Regions from separate parts of the Mus musculus genome. Here all the other regions are linked to region 1. The links are chromatin loops, found by intact Hi-C in ENCODE. Cell type or tissue: heart. All regions are shown on one strand.

Evidence for each region. Hi-C counts contacts between places; a loop is a spot of excess contacts. Peaks named below come from ENCODE experiments on the same cell type or tissue, not always from the same donor. Only the 100,000 strongest peaks of a DNase experiment are listed, where the experiment ranks them.
Region 2: a loop joins it to region 1, with 4 times the contacts of the local background. A loop is called at or near these places in 11 of 42 quality-filtered maps.
Region 3: a loop joins it to region 1, with 5 times the contacts of the local background. A loop is called at or near these places in 4 of 42 quality-filtered maps.

The regions. Positions count from the first base shown.
Region 1 is chr6:53,781,564-53,785,563 of GRCm38, reverse strand. No RefSeq gene overlaps it. Among named protein-coding and RNA genes, the nearest start is that of Tril, 37 kb to the left of the region's middle. In heart, a CTCF peak has its summit at 2,499 (motif pointing left); no DNase peak of the experiment used is centred here; H3K27me3 peaks cover 538 bases.
Region 2 is chr6:54,365,822-54,369,821 of GRCm38, reverse strand. All of the region lies in intron 3 of 9130019P16Rik (RIKEN cDNA 9130019P16 gene), which reads left to right. Among named protein-coding and RNA genes, the nearest start is that of Prr15, 41 kb to the right of the region's middle. In heart, a CTCF peak has its summit at 1,528; a DNase peak (open chromatin) is centred at 1,531; H3K27ac peaks cover 537 bases.
Region 3 is chr6:54,505,393-54,509,392 of GRCm38, reverse strand. It overlaps Scrn1 (secernin 1), which reads left to right. Exons shown (of 8, transcript NM_027268.2): 8 at 31-577. The coding sequence ends at 189. Among named protein-coding and RNA genes, the nearest start is that of Gm52863, 5.0 kb to the left of the region's middle. In heart, a CTCF peak has its summit at 2,173 (motif pointing right); no DNase peak of the experiment used is centred here; H3K27ac peaks cover 672 bases.

The DNA of each region.
Region 1 (4,000 bases):
TGCACACACACACAGACACATACGTACACACACACACACAGACACAGACACACACACAGACACACACACAGGCACAGACACATACACAGACACACATACATATACACAGATACACACACACACATGCGCGCACACATGCACACACACACACAGACACACACACACACACACACACACACACACACACATTCTAGATCAAACCCAGAACTGCTGAGCTATGTGCCCCAGCTCACAATTTGCCCTCCTAAGAGGGCCTCATGTGAGTCCCCTGTCTCCCTTCGCAGAGTGGACCAGTTGCCAAGCCTCCGTGTAACCATGTTCTCCTGCCTCTCCCCCCCCCCCCCTTGCTTCCTTTGCTCCCACTCCTCTCGCAGGAACACGATGCTTCAGGCGGGTACCAGGTGCCTAACGTGGCAGCTTCAAGATTGATGAGGGATCTTTTACAGCCTTCTCAACACCGAGGGCAAAATATTAAACAGGAGGTAAAGACACTGGTGAGACAGACTCAGTCTGAGAAGTCCGAAGCTCAAATGACTTAAAGAGCTCACTTACAAATGCACATGTATTATTCATTCATTACATCATCAATATATGAATATTAATTTAAAATGAAAAGTGGACCCCAAAGCTGGATATGGTGGCACAGGCCTTTAATCCCAGCACTTGGGAGGCAGAGGCAGGTGGATTTCTGAGTTCGAGGCCAGCCTGGTCTACAAAGTGAGTTCCAGGACAGCCAGGGCTACACAGAGAAACCCTGTCTCAAAAAACAAAAATCAAAAAAAGAAAAAGAAAAAAAAAGTAGACCCCAAAAAGCTCCTGGGCCCTTGGAGGTTTGGATCTTGTCTCTCCTGAAGATCTCTTTAGGGTTTTTACCAAAACTATCTAATTAGAATTCCTTGCCTTAAAAAATATATTTCATGTGTCTGAGTGTTTTGCCTGGATGTGTGTTTATATACCACAAGCATGTGGGGGCCCTGCAGGCCAGATTCCCCTGGATCTGAAGTTACAGATGGTGGCGAGCCATTATGTGGGTGTTGGCATTGAACCCAGGTTCTCTGCAAGAGCAGCCGACGATCTTAACCATGGAACCTGTCTCTCTAGCCCCGGGAATCCTTTCCGATGGAACTCTGGCTTCCTTTCCTGGCCAGGAGTCCATGGTCCTTTCTCCAACCCACAGGCTTGTGCTGAGGGAGAGTCTAGAAGTTATAGCTTCACTTGCTGCTTGGGATTCTGCTTCTTGTCTCAGGCGGTACCTACTCAGGGTACCGCCAGCCGGGGACTGACCATCATCACAGAACACACCCTAGAGGGTGAGCACAGCAGCGTGTGTGGCCTTGGCTAGATCTGGTTTTAACCAGGGCCATACAACTGCTGAGTATGAACTTGAAGCTCAGGATGGACAGTTGTATGAACCTGAAGTACTTCATCTCTGGAACACTGTATTCAATGTTTTCATCCAAACAGCAAGGGTAATGAAAAGAGATCAGGTGTATAAAATAAAACTGGTGGTGAGATGCCTCACACCAAGCCAGCACACAATGAACCTTTCTTTGCCTCAAAGAGAAACGGATAAAGTTTGTAATGCAAGTTGTGTGTGTCTTCACACTTGCCCTACCCCCTTCCAACCCTGACTGTAAGAGACATGGAATATCATTGAAAAACCCATTCCCTAGTTCATGTTCTCTGGCTTGCCTTTTCTGCTGTCTGTCAGATTCAATCCATCACAATGTAATTATATTATCCATCGCCTTCCCTAGGAATAACAAGTGAGGGCATGGGAGTTTGCTTTCTGCAGTTTCTGTATCGTCGGAGACTATGCTGTAGACTTCAGCTCTGTGGCTGAAGGGCACAAGTAATAAACTGCCTTACTATCCTGTGATGGAAGTAGGGTGCCTTAGGGATTGCATGGTGGTGACGGTGATAGCAGACTTCCTTGTGGTCCTCCCCTTAGACGTTGTCTGCTCTGGTCACTGGAGGATGAATGAAAACCTTATCATTCTACTGTGTGGGAGAGCTCAAAGGCCAGACTTGCAGCATGGCTGGGTAAGGTACAAACAGTCGTGAGACTTTCTCACAAGCCTTGGTGAGGTGTGGGTGGACACACATGGCTCCGTGCATCGGAATGCTAAGGAAACCCGTCCTCACCTGCTTCACTGGGTCCTGGGTAGATATACTAACAGAGGTAGAGACACTGTACGTCCAAGGGTGCCTAACATTGCCGAGAAAGGCTTCAAGAGTCTCAATGTTAGGGATACTTTAAGTGTGGCGTCTCAAAAGCCCGCCTCTTGGCAGTAGCTCCTTCCTACTCTATAGGCTTGCACTTTGGCGTTGCCAGGTATAGACACTAATCCTAAATATTCAACTCTTTTGGCTTATTACATTCAAACTAGGTTAATACTGGGAAAACCACAGGTTTGGGGGCCCTCATACATTTAAAGGCAAAGGAAGCCAAAGGGAAGCGTTTCTCTAAGTGCGATAAAATATCGCCACCTTGTGGATTTACGGCATATTGCGCGTCACTGTTCTCTGGCCTTTGGATTATCAATTTGCCTATCAGTGGTCAGAATCAGGCCCCAGGGAAGCCAGGGAACACACCACCTCTGAATGGTATCTTAGCCCTTTGTTTTTTCATATAGAGTCTCACTATGTTTCCTTGGACTCAAAATTGTCTTGCCGCAGCCTTTCGAATGCTAGGATTTTAGAGATCTTTTTACTACCACGCCTGCCTCCCTTTTTCTTTGAATTTTTAATGGTGCAGGATTCACAAATAATCATCAGAAAGTCTACTCTATGCTTAGATAAAAAGTGTTTTTTAAATATATTCATCTACAAAATATGTGGAGATGATCCTAGTTGAATGAAATGCAATGGACTCCCCCCACTGGGTTTAAGGGCACCTTTGGAAGTACCCATTCATACCTGACATGCGCAAGCTAGAACTTCTGTGAGTGGCCAAAAACTTAAACACTGATAGTCTGCCTCACTGTTGGCAATAGATAAGAAGACCTAATTCTTTGAAACCTGTCCTCTCCAGAGCTTCTGGCTCTTCTGTTCTCCTTGTCTCCCTTCCCACAGTGTTGCCCGGAGCCTTCCCAGTGCAATTGGTGCAGTTGGTGTGGTTAATAGAGATGTCCTGTTTAGGGCCCAGCAGTCAGTCACTTTGTCAAGTTCCGCATCACGCCACTGACTGTTGCCCACGGCCAAGGGAAGCTTCATTAAGCAAGCTTGAGAGAAGTCCTGGTCTATAGATGTAAAGAAATATTCAGAATTATACAATTTAACAGCATAATCATTTAGTAAAAATAGCATATGCTCTCCCAGGCCAGGGGCTTTTGACCAGGTTCTAGTACCTGGCATGACATTTCCTCCAACAGAACAGAGTTCAAAACTCATCAAAGTGGCTTATTACCCGAAAACAGCCATGCCACTATGGCAGAAGTGGGCAGATATTGCCTGGCAGCTCAGCATGGAAGGATGCGAGGTCTAGCGCTGAGAAGATCTTTATTTTTTCCCACCAGGAGCCTGCACAGACCACAGGCACTTGTGAAAACGAGCCAGCAAGGAGGAAGTTCTCCAGTTAGTGTGAGATTGATTTCTCTATGTCCTTATAGCCAAAGTGTGTGGTGACGTCATCTGCTGCATCATACACTTGAAATTCTCAAAAAATAAGAGATAAAATTAAAAGCTAGACTTAGGTTGTCTGCCTATGCTGGAAGCAAGAAAGCAATTCTGAGCAGAGGCACTGTGGTGGAATGGGCTTTCAGAGCAAGGCCTGGGAGACCATCCCAGCAAAGAGTGGGGCTCTGTCTTTTAATTTATATTTTAGAAAGAAATGGGCTGTGAATAACCACAAAACTAACAACAAGTCATGGTGGTACAAGCCTGTAATCTTGGTTCGTGCTTGAGGGAGTAGAGACATTGTGAATTGAAGGCCATTCTGGGCTACATGCAAGGCCCTGACCCTGAGTCAGTCAATTGATAAATCTGCCTACCTATCTCT
Region 2 (4,000 bases), 580 kb before region 1:
TTTCTTTTGTTCTCTCTTTCCGTGCCCTCATTTGGAGTCTCACTAGAGTTACTTGGCAGCTTCCCAGTCATTGTTGACCCACAGACCCAGGGGCCCAAAAGACAACTACATTTTTGATCTTTTGTCTCTGTCTATGTGTCTCTCTGTCTCTCTCGGTGTCTCTGTCTCTCTCGGTGTGTCTTTGTCTCTCTCTGTCTCTCTGTCTCTCTGTGTGTGTGTCTGTTTCTCCCTCTCTCATACCCTAAAAACTTCAGCAGAAGAAGGGTGGCATTATGTGTCCAGCAGTTAACCAAGACTCATTTCCTCAGGAGTCCAGGGAAAGGAACGCAGCTAGTAATCTCTGTTTTCAATATTGTAGAGCAAGGTGACCGTCCTCTTCATTCAAGTAAGGAGTTCCCAACAACTTGAACCCCACCAAATCCACCTATACAAACCATTTCCCATGGCCAGTGGTGACTTTAAGTGGAGTGAAGATGTAGGCCTTGTCCTCCATGCCAGTCTAACAAAGGCCCAACCTAGCAAATGCCTCTCACTGCACAATGGGAGAGCAGATGTTTGTAATACGGGCTGGGGTCCTGGCAGGGCTGCTGGGCTGCAGGATGAAAGAGCCATTTCTGCTGCTGCTCCTTCTTCCAGGACAAGGCAGATGTCCTCACCTCAGGGGCCTAGAAGACTTTTGCACTCAGTCACAAAATGCAGGTCCCCAGGACGCCCGATGGTGACTAGAGGATTTTAGTAAGCATTCGTCACTGCTTGCCACACCCAGGCCAGCCTCGGCCCACCGGGTTGGTATTTGCTCCAGAGGCCACAAGACTGTATGAAGGGCCAGTTTTGCTGTCGTGGGTTTATGTGAGGCAGATCTGCTGTTTCAGTTTGACGAATTTCAATGACACATCATCAGAAGCAGTGAATGTTGTTTTGACTAGTCGTTTCATGGTGAACAGTGACATTTGGTTGAATTTATTCATCTCAGAATGCACTGGCTCTTCTTGCAGGTGAATATTTCTTTCACCATTGATGAAAAAACAAAGCTGAAAATGGTTCTTGGGCTCAGAAATATCAACACAGTCCCCTCTTGTAAAAACAAAGATGTGGAGGGGTACTGTCCTTGTTATGTATTAGACTGGAGATTATAGATTCAGTTTATGGGAACAGGGAGCCGGCTATCTATTAAAATGTGTCCAAATGTAAAAATGTGAAGTAATCGTCTATTGTTCTGGATACTCTGGTATTTACTCAAATCTTTGAGAGTAGCTGTTATTCGTGCAGAATTCTAACTTCCTAATCAGATAAGCTGCCGCTGTCCTTGGCTCCCATAATGTGTGCTGTGCAAGGAGTCTATCTTTGCAGCCAGATGATCTAAGTTCTCAGTTGTAACTCATCCTTCAGCTCCCACTCTGAGAGATTTATACACGTGCTGATTAAATAATACAATACTACAATGAGAAAGCGCCTCACAGGGCACAGTACCTGCTCTGGGAGAACTAGCGTCTGGCCCCGTGCTGAGGTGGTCTTACTCCAGCTTGCCACTAGGTGGTGTGTGTTCAGTAAGTTCATCATCCACTAAACTTCCAGGCATCAGCAATTTACTTTATCTCACCGCTCTCCCAAGTGTGCTGCACTAACTGCCTTCTGTTGAGTGTTCCTGGTAGTAAGTTAAGCCCAGGATTTTGAGATAAGTGATGGAGATTCCCATTGCTCTACTGACACAGCATACATTCTATCCAGACCTGCACAACGAGGAATACAGAAAGAAAGAGCAGTAATGAGGAAGGAGACAGGGAGGGAGGGAGGGAGGGAGGGAGCCTATGTAGGCTGAAGACCTGTGAGATCCAGGACAAAGCGCATGCCCAGTAACTGTTTTCCCCATCTAAGATACCCTCACTTCCCCTGCATTGCAGAGCTCAGCTAAGTGAGTGGCTGCTCCTGGGACACTGACAGGTCTGTTGAGCAGGTCAGGGTATTCTGCTGTGCGGATTTTCACTCTAATCATTCAGAGTGAGAAACCACTCATGAAACATGGGAACTCTCTCCCTCTCGCTCTCCCTCCCTCCCTATGGCCCTGTCTCCCTTCTGCTCTCCTTCTCTCTACCACCACCACCATCATCATCACCACTGGTGGTGTTGGTAGTGTGTGTGTGTGTGTGTGTGTGTGTGTGTGTACATGTCACAAAACTGAATTAGAGGTTACAGGACAACTATGTGGAGTCGCTTCTCTTCCACTATCCCATGAGTTCTGAGGCTGGTTTATAAAGGAAACCTCTCACCCACAGAGATCTCCCCCACTCCCAGATTGTAGAAAATTATAAAGCTTGAAGTAATTCAAGACAGGGCTATGTCTGGAAGGATGCAAACCAGAATTGTAGTTTCCTGTTGGGAGGTGAAAGGAGGGGAGCACCCTGTATTGGACAAGCTCCCCCAAATACCCATGAAGCTGCTTCTCAAAACTATGGAGGGAAGAAAAGATGAGCTGGGATATGCTTCGGGGCCTCTGCATCCTGCATCCCATCCACTCTATGATCCACATTGAGGTCCACAGGGAAGAAAGGTGGTTCCCATTTAAGCCATGCACACTCCTGCCTTTTCTATCCACAGAGTTCTTTCCCTAGGGTTGGGGCTGGGAAAGAGAAACATGGGGGAGGGGAGTTAGCATCTATGGCATGGGAAACAGAAGACAAAGGTGGAAGCAGAGCAGGGTTTCTACAAGCTTGCCACATGGAAAACGGCCTTAACTCAGCTCAGAAAAGGAAGCAGGAGTCTGCTGGGGGCTGGAGGCCATGTCCTGGGCCAGTGTGTGAACAGTCAGAGTGCCTCTCTGCTTCATCTAAGCATGGCCGGTGTCACTGCAGCACATGCTCATCTGTCACCAGACTGCAGAATGTCAACAGCAAATTTAATGTTTCTTATGGCACTGGAGTGCAGCAGTGTGTCTTGGTAGCCTTGGGGACATAGCAAATCTCTCCAAATCTCGGGTCTCCCATCTGTTAGGTGGGGCCCAGTTACGAACGTGGCTCAGAAAGTATGAGTAAGATAACATAAAAGGGTCTAGTCCAGTGCCTGGCACAGACATGTAGCATAACTGTGAGAGATAGGCTCGGCTTCACCTCTCCCTCAACCTCTGTGAAGTCAGCTTCAGAGACTATATCATAGCTTCAGAGACTATATCAGTCATTTTGTATAGTTCTGGGGCTGTTGTTTGGTTGGTTTACAGGTCAACTTCCTACTGTTTTTGAATTTGTAAAGCAGAGATGAGGAATTTAACAGCACAAAGAAAAGCCAACTGAAGGAGCTGGTTGCTCTTCCAGAGGGGCCTGCTTCAATTCTCAGCACTCACATGGTGGCTCGGAGCTGTCTGTAACTCCAGTTTCGGGGATCCAGTGCCCCCTTTTGACCTCTGTAAGCACTAGGCACCCATGTGGTGCACAGACATACATGCAGGTAAAACATCCATACACATAAGAAAAAACAAACCAAACAACGACAACAACAAAATCCCTGAAACCCAACAAACCCAAAAACCAAACAACAACAAAACCCCAACCAAACCAAACCAAACCAAACCAAACAACAACAATAACAAAACAAACTCCCAAACCCAACCAAATTAAAAAACCACCCCCCAAACCAAACAACAATAAAACTTGCCTAGCTAGTTAAGAAACATAAAAAGTGCTGAGCTAACCAGAAGTTAAAATGGTAAAGAGCTGCCAGCTCACCGCAAAGTCCCCAGCAGGGAGATTTGCTTTGTTACTCCCTCTGCAAAGGACCTGGGCTCTACACAAGAGTATGTCTGAGCTAGGACTCTGGTTTGGTCCACACACATGCATGCAGTAAGTCCTTTCTTACCTGGCAGGGGTTGTACCCTGAGACTTGGGATGAAGAAACAGTGGGAAGTAAGGAGCTCCCATTTATGAGCTCCCACCCACTAGGCCTCCATAACCAACATCTTATCCACTCTGTGACTGGTTAGTCTATAACTTAGGCACAGTAAGAGGTTAAC
Region 3 (4,000 bases), 720 kb before region 1:
CCATTCTGCACGGCTGTGTCCTTTCCTCAGGAGCAAGGTCGCACCCTGAGGAAGACCATGCTGGAGTTGGAGAAGCAAGGCCTGGAGGCCATGGACGAGATTCTGAGCAGCCCCGAGCCCCCGGACCCCGCCGAGGTGGGGGACCTATTCTATGACTGTGTGGACACCGAGATGAAGTTCTTTAAGTGATGTAAGCACCCTCACCCTTACTCAAAACTTCCCACCCGACTAAATTACCAGCAGATAAACACTCTTCTGTGTGAGTAAACCGAGAGTTACCATGTGGCCTCCTTGTGTCTAAATGTTCCCTCTGTTCAGCTTAGCAACCCTCCCCCCTTTGCTATGTAACGCGATCCCATTTGCCTCTTGCTCCATTGTGTGATAAGCTATGGGCTTGAAGATGTTCTTATATTTCAGTGACAATGGACACCTTAGCTTCTTATGAGGAACTTGAGTTCCCTCCGCCTTGGACAGGGCTGCAGGGCCACGCTGGTGGGAAAGACAAGAGCTGTGAAGGGCCTGGTCCCTCTCTAGATAGTGGTTTCTTTAGGGTTAACAAAAGGCTTTTGTTCATACCAAAGGCTTTTGTGTGTGGATGGGGGAGAGCCCCCCAGCTTCCTGCCACAGAGCACAGGCCTGTATGTAGCTCATAGTCCCCACAATGTCCTGGGAAGGAACAGAGGACTGGTACAGTCCCAGCTCTGCTCTGGTGTATGCGATTTTTGAAAGACCTGTCTTCTGTGAGCTGTGCTCATGTGCAGTGGAGCAGACCTGCTTCCGCCTGGAGGAGAGCTGGGCATCCATGTTAGCCACAGTTCCTCATCCACAGTGCTCCCACCTGAGGACCTGGCCCTGTGTGGAAATTGATTGGGATTTGATTGTCAGCAACTTGTATGAGATTCATTAAATGGCCCTGGCATACAGCCACACACAGCTGCAAATCTCAGCCAAAGAGGGAAAGGAAAGGGTCGCTCTTGACTGCTGAGAGCATAGCTAATGTACCTGGAATCTGAGCAGCCCTGGTCTCAGCAGAGCCTGAAATTAAACTCATTTGTTTCCAGCATCCGTGTGTTTGCACAAAGGATTTGACGCCACAGGAGTGTGTGAGGAAGACAGGGCGGGCTGAGGGCAGAAGGCAGTGAGACATTTATCCACAGAACAGTCTCCCTCGTCCCACCCACTGCCTCGTTAACTAGATCCCACATCAGTGTGCTGAGTACCTGACCTCCAGGATCTCCTCCACTTTGTTCTCACACCCCACTGCCCAACAGATTCCTTTGGATGCTGTCTGGAACAGGAAAGAGGTATAGGTGCCTATCCACTGCCACTCTGCACGACTGAAGGGCCAGGCGTAAAGATGACTGACAGAAGTGTAGACTAGAGGAGAGGCTAGAGAGCATGTGCTGCGGGGCCTAATTATAGGTCCTCACTCTTGACAGGGCTGAGCAAACAGAAACTGTCCACCAGTGATCTCAAGCATGGCTTAGGGCTGGCAGGGACCTGAGCCCTCATTTCACAATGTGATTCAGGCTACAGGTTTTTTTGGGGGGACAAATCTTGTTTCTCTTCCAACCCGAGAGAGAGAGAGAGAGAGAGAGAGAGAGAGAGAGAGAGAGAGAGAGAGAGAATGTCTACTGTGAGCTCTTTCCTTGATTGGTTTGTGGGTTCCATGTATAAACAAATGGCAAAACACAAGAGATGGGACAAACTCATGACAAACTGGTATCTCTTGCTGATGGACAGAGGGACACAGGTAGAGCAGCTAAGCTGAAAGTGCCCAGCAGGTGCAAAGGGGAAAAAGAACAAGGTTTGAGGAGGAAGTAGTTGCCTGTCCCAGCCTCATCTGCTGAGCTCTTTAAGGAAGGTGGTGCAGAAAGCCGTGCTGTGCTTTCCCTGTGTGGTCTGCCCTCCACCTCTGAGGCCAGCTCATCAGATCTGACCTGCCTGAGACAACCCAGGTAATTTGGGGTTTGATCAGAGGTCTAATGGTAGCAAACGACACAGCGACCTTCTTCATTACTTTGGCCAAGGTTGAAGATGGCTGTGACGCTATTATGCAGGTGTGCACTAGAAAACCCAGTGGTTGTTTTTATTATTGACTGTAGTCCAGCATCACGGAGAAAGGCCAATCCTCTTAGGAGCATTGGACAGCTCAACCATGTTGTCATCTTACCACCAGAGGGCACAGCAGCCCTCTAAGGGTTTTCTCCTCCGGCAATGGATAAGGAGCCCAGCTATGAAAGCTTTGCTTACTGGGATGGATGGGGGCAGACAAGAGGACAGTAGGGAATCTGCCGAGGTGCCCGCACGTACTTTAGTGAGTTTAGCCAAACTAACAGCAGAAATAATACTGGATTTTGAGTAAGCAGACTTAGGAGAATATTTGTTTTAAAATTCATGTAACAGATTTCCCTTTGAAGAAACACTTCTGACATGGGTAATTTCTCAATCAGGGGTCACTTTTATGAACAGCATGCAGAAAAATAGATCTTCGGGAATGTTTAAGATCGATCAGTAAATAACTTCCCAGAAGACCACCCTATGTCTATTAAGCCTGAGGGCAGGGGATCCTGAGCACACTTTGGGCAGAAATAAGTCACGATCATGAAGGATGGACTGCCTGTCTCACCTGTCCCACAGAACCTAACCTAAGCTAGCTAGTGTTGTGGAGATGAGATTTGCAGTAAATGAAAATGGCAGCCTAGCTGGGGGCAGACACCCGAGTGTCTACGTAAGGTAGTAAAGTGGAAATAGTCTTTGCTCATTCTTGGGATGCCTGAACGCTAGCTAAGCATCTGATAAACGCTGTGGAGACTTAGCCCAACACAAGCTCCAGTGTCTGTAGGAGTCGGCCTCACAAGCTGATGAAGCAGCTGTACGCCTAGTAGAGCTCGGTGGTGACGCTCCCTTACTCTTAGATGAATCAGTAGCTGTGAAAATAACTGTCACCACAAAATTACTGTCATCGAACATTGACGCAGGTGATGCTACTCTGGAAGGACCTCAGGGCAGCCAGGTGTGCGTGTCTTGAAATTACTGACTTGAGTTCTTGTATCACAACTAATTTCAGCTGAGAGTTCAGCCTTGGGAGAAAGCACACCATGGTGGGAGAGGTGTGGCAGGCATTGCTCGAGCATCCTGGCTCTCCCATGCCTCCCGCAGCCGCGGCATTTCATTCTACATGGCGCTGAGCCCCAACTCCTGTCCTGTGGTGTGTGTCACACGTGTTTTTACTGACTGAAGCCAACCATCCTGAACTGTCATGCAGAGAATTCTTGCAGGAATCAATAAGGACGTGTCTCTAATCACGTGTGCGAACTGAAATGTCATAGCTGAAGCAGTATAACAGAAAACCTTTGTTTCCTGTGGGGGGAGGACTGAACATGTGGTCTTAACAGCCTTTTGTACAGATATCTACAAATCAAACGATGTCTCTATCCAGTGCTTGCCCTCGGAGTGTCTTTAAATGCACCAAGTGTACAATAAAAACATGGAAGTCAATACCTAGGAGCCTCTTGTTTGTGTCTCATGGACACAGTCGGCACCAGTCACAGCACACACGTATGAGGGACTGGGATTTTCCGGTTGGAATCTTTAGAAAACTCAACCACCTCTTGAGGGCCCTACACTATGCATCTCTACAAAGACAAATTCGCTGTTTAAAAATGAAGCCCAGCTGGGTGTGGTGGGGTACCCTTCTAATCCCAGTACTTGGGAGGCAGAGAAGCAGACGGATCTCTGAGTTCGAGGACAGCCTGGTCTACAATGAGAAACCCTGTCTCCAATAACAATGAAAACACCCCAAACTATAGCCATATGCCACTCTGTCAGAACAGCAGCTGTGAGAACAGCGGCCGCAGTGTGGGGTGCTGGAAACATCAGGCATTGCTGGCAGAAAGAAAGGTGGCTGTCCATTGTAAACTATGGAGACTTTCTCATAAACTGCCACGTGACCCAGGAATTCTGTCACCTGGTATGTACCAAAAGATTTGAAATCAAG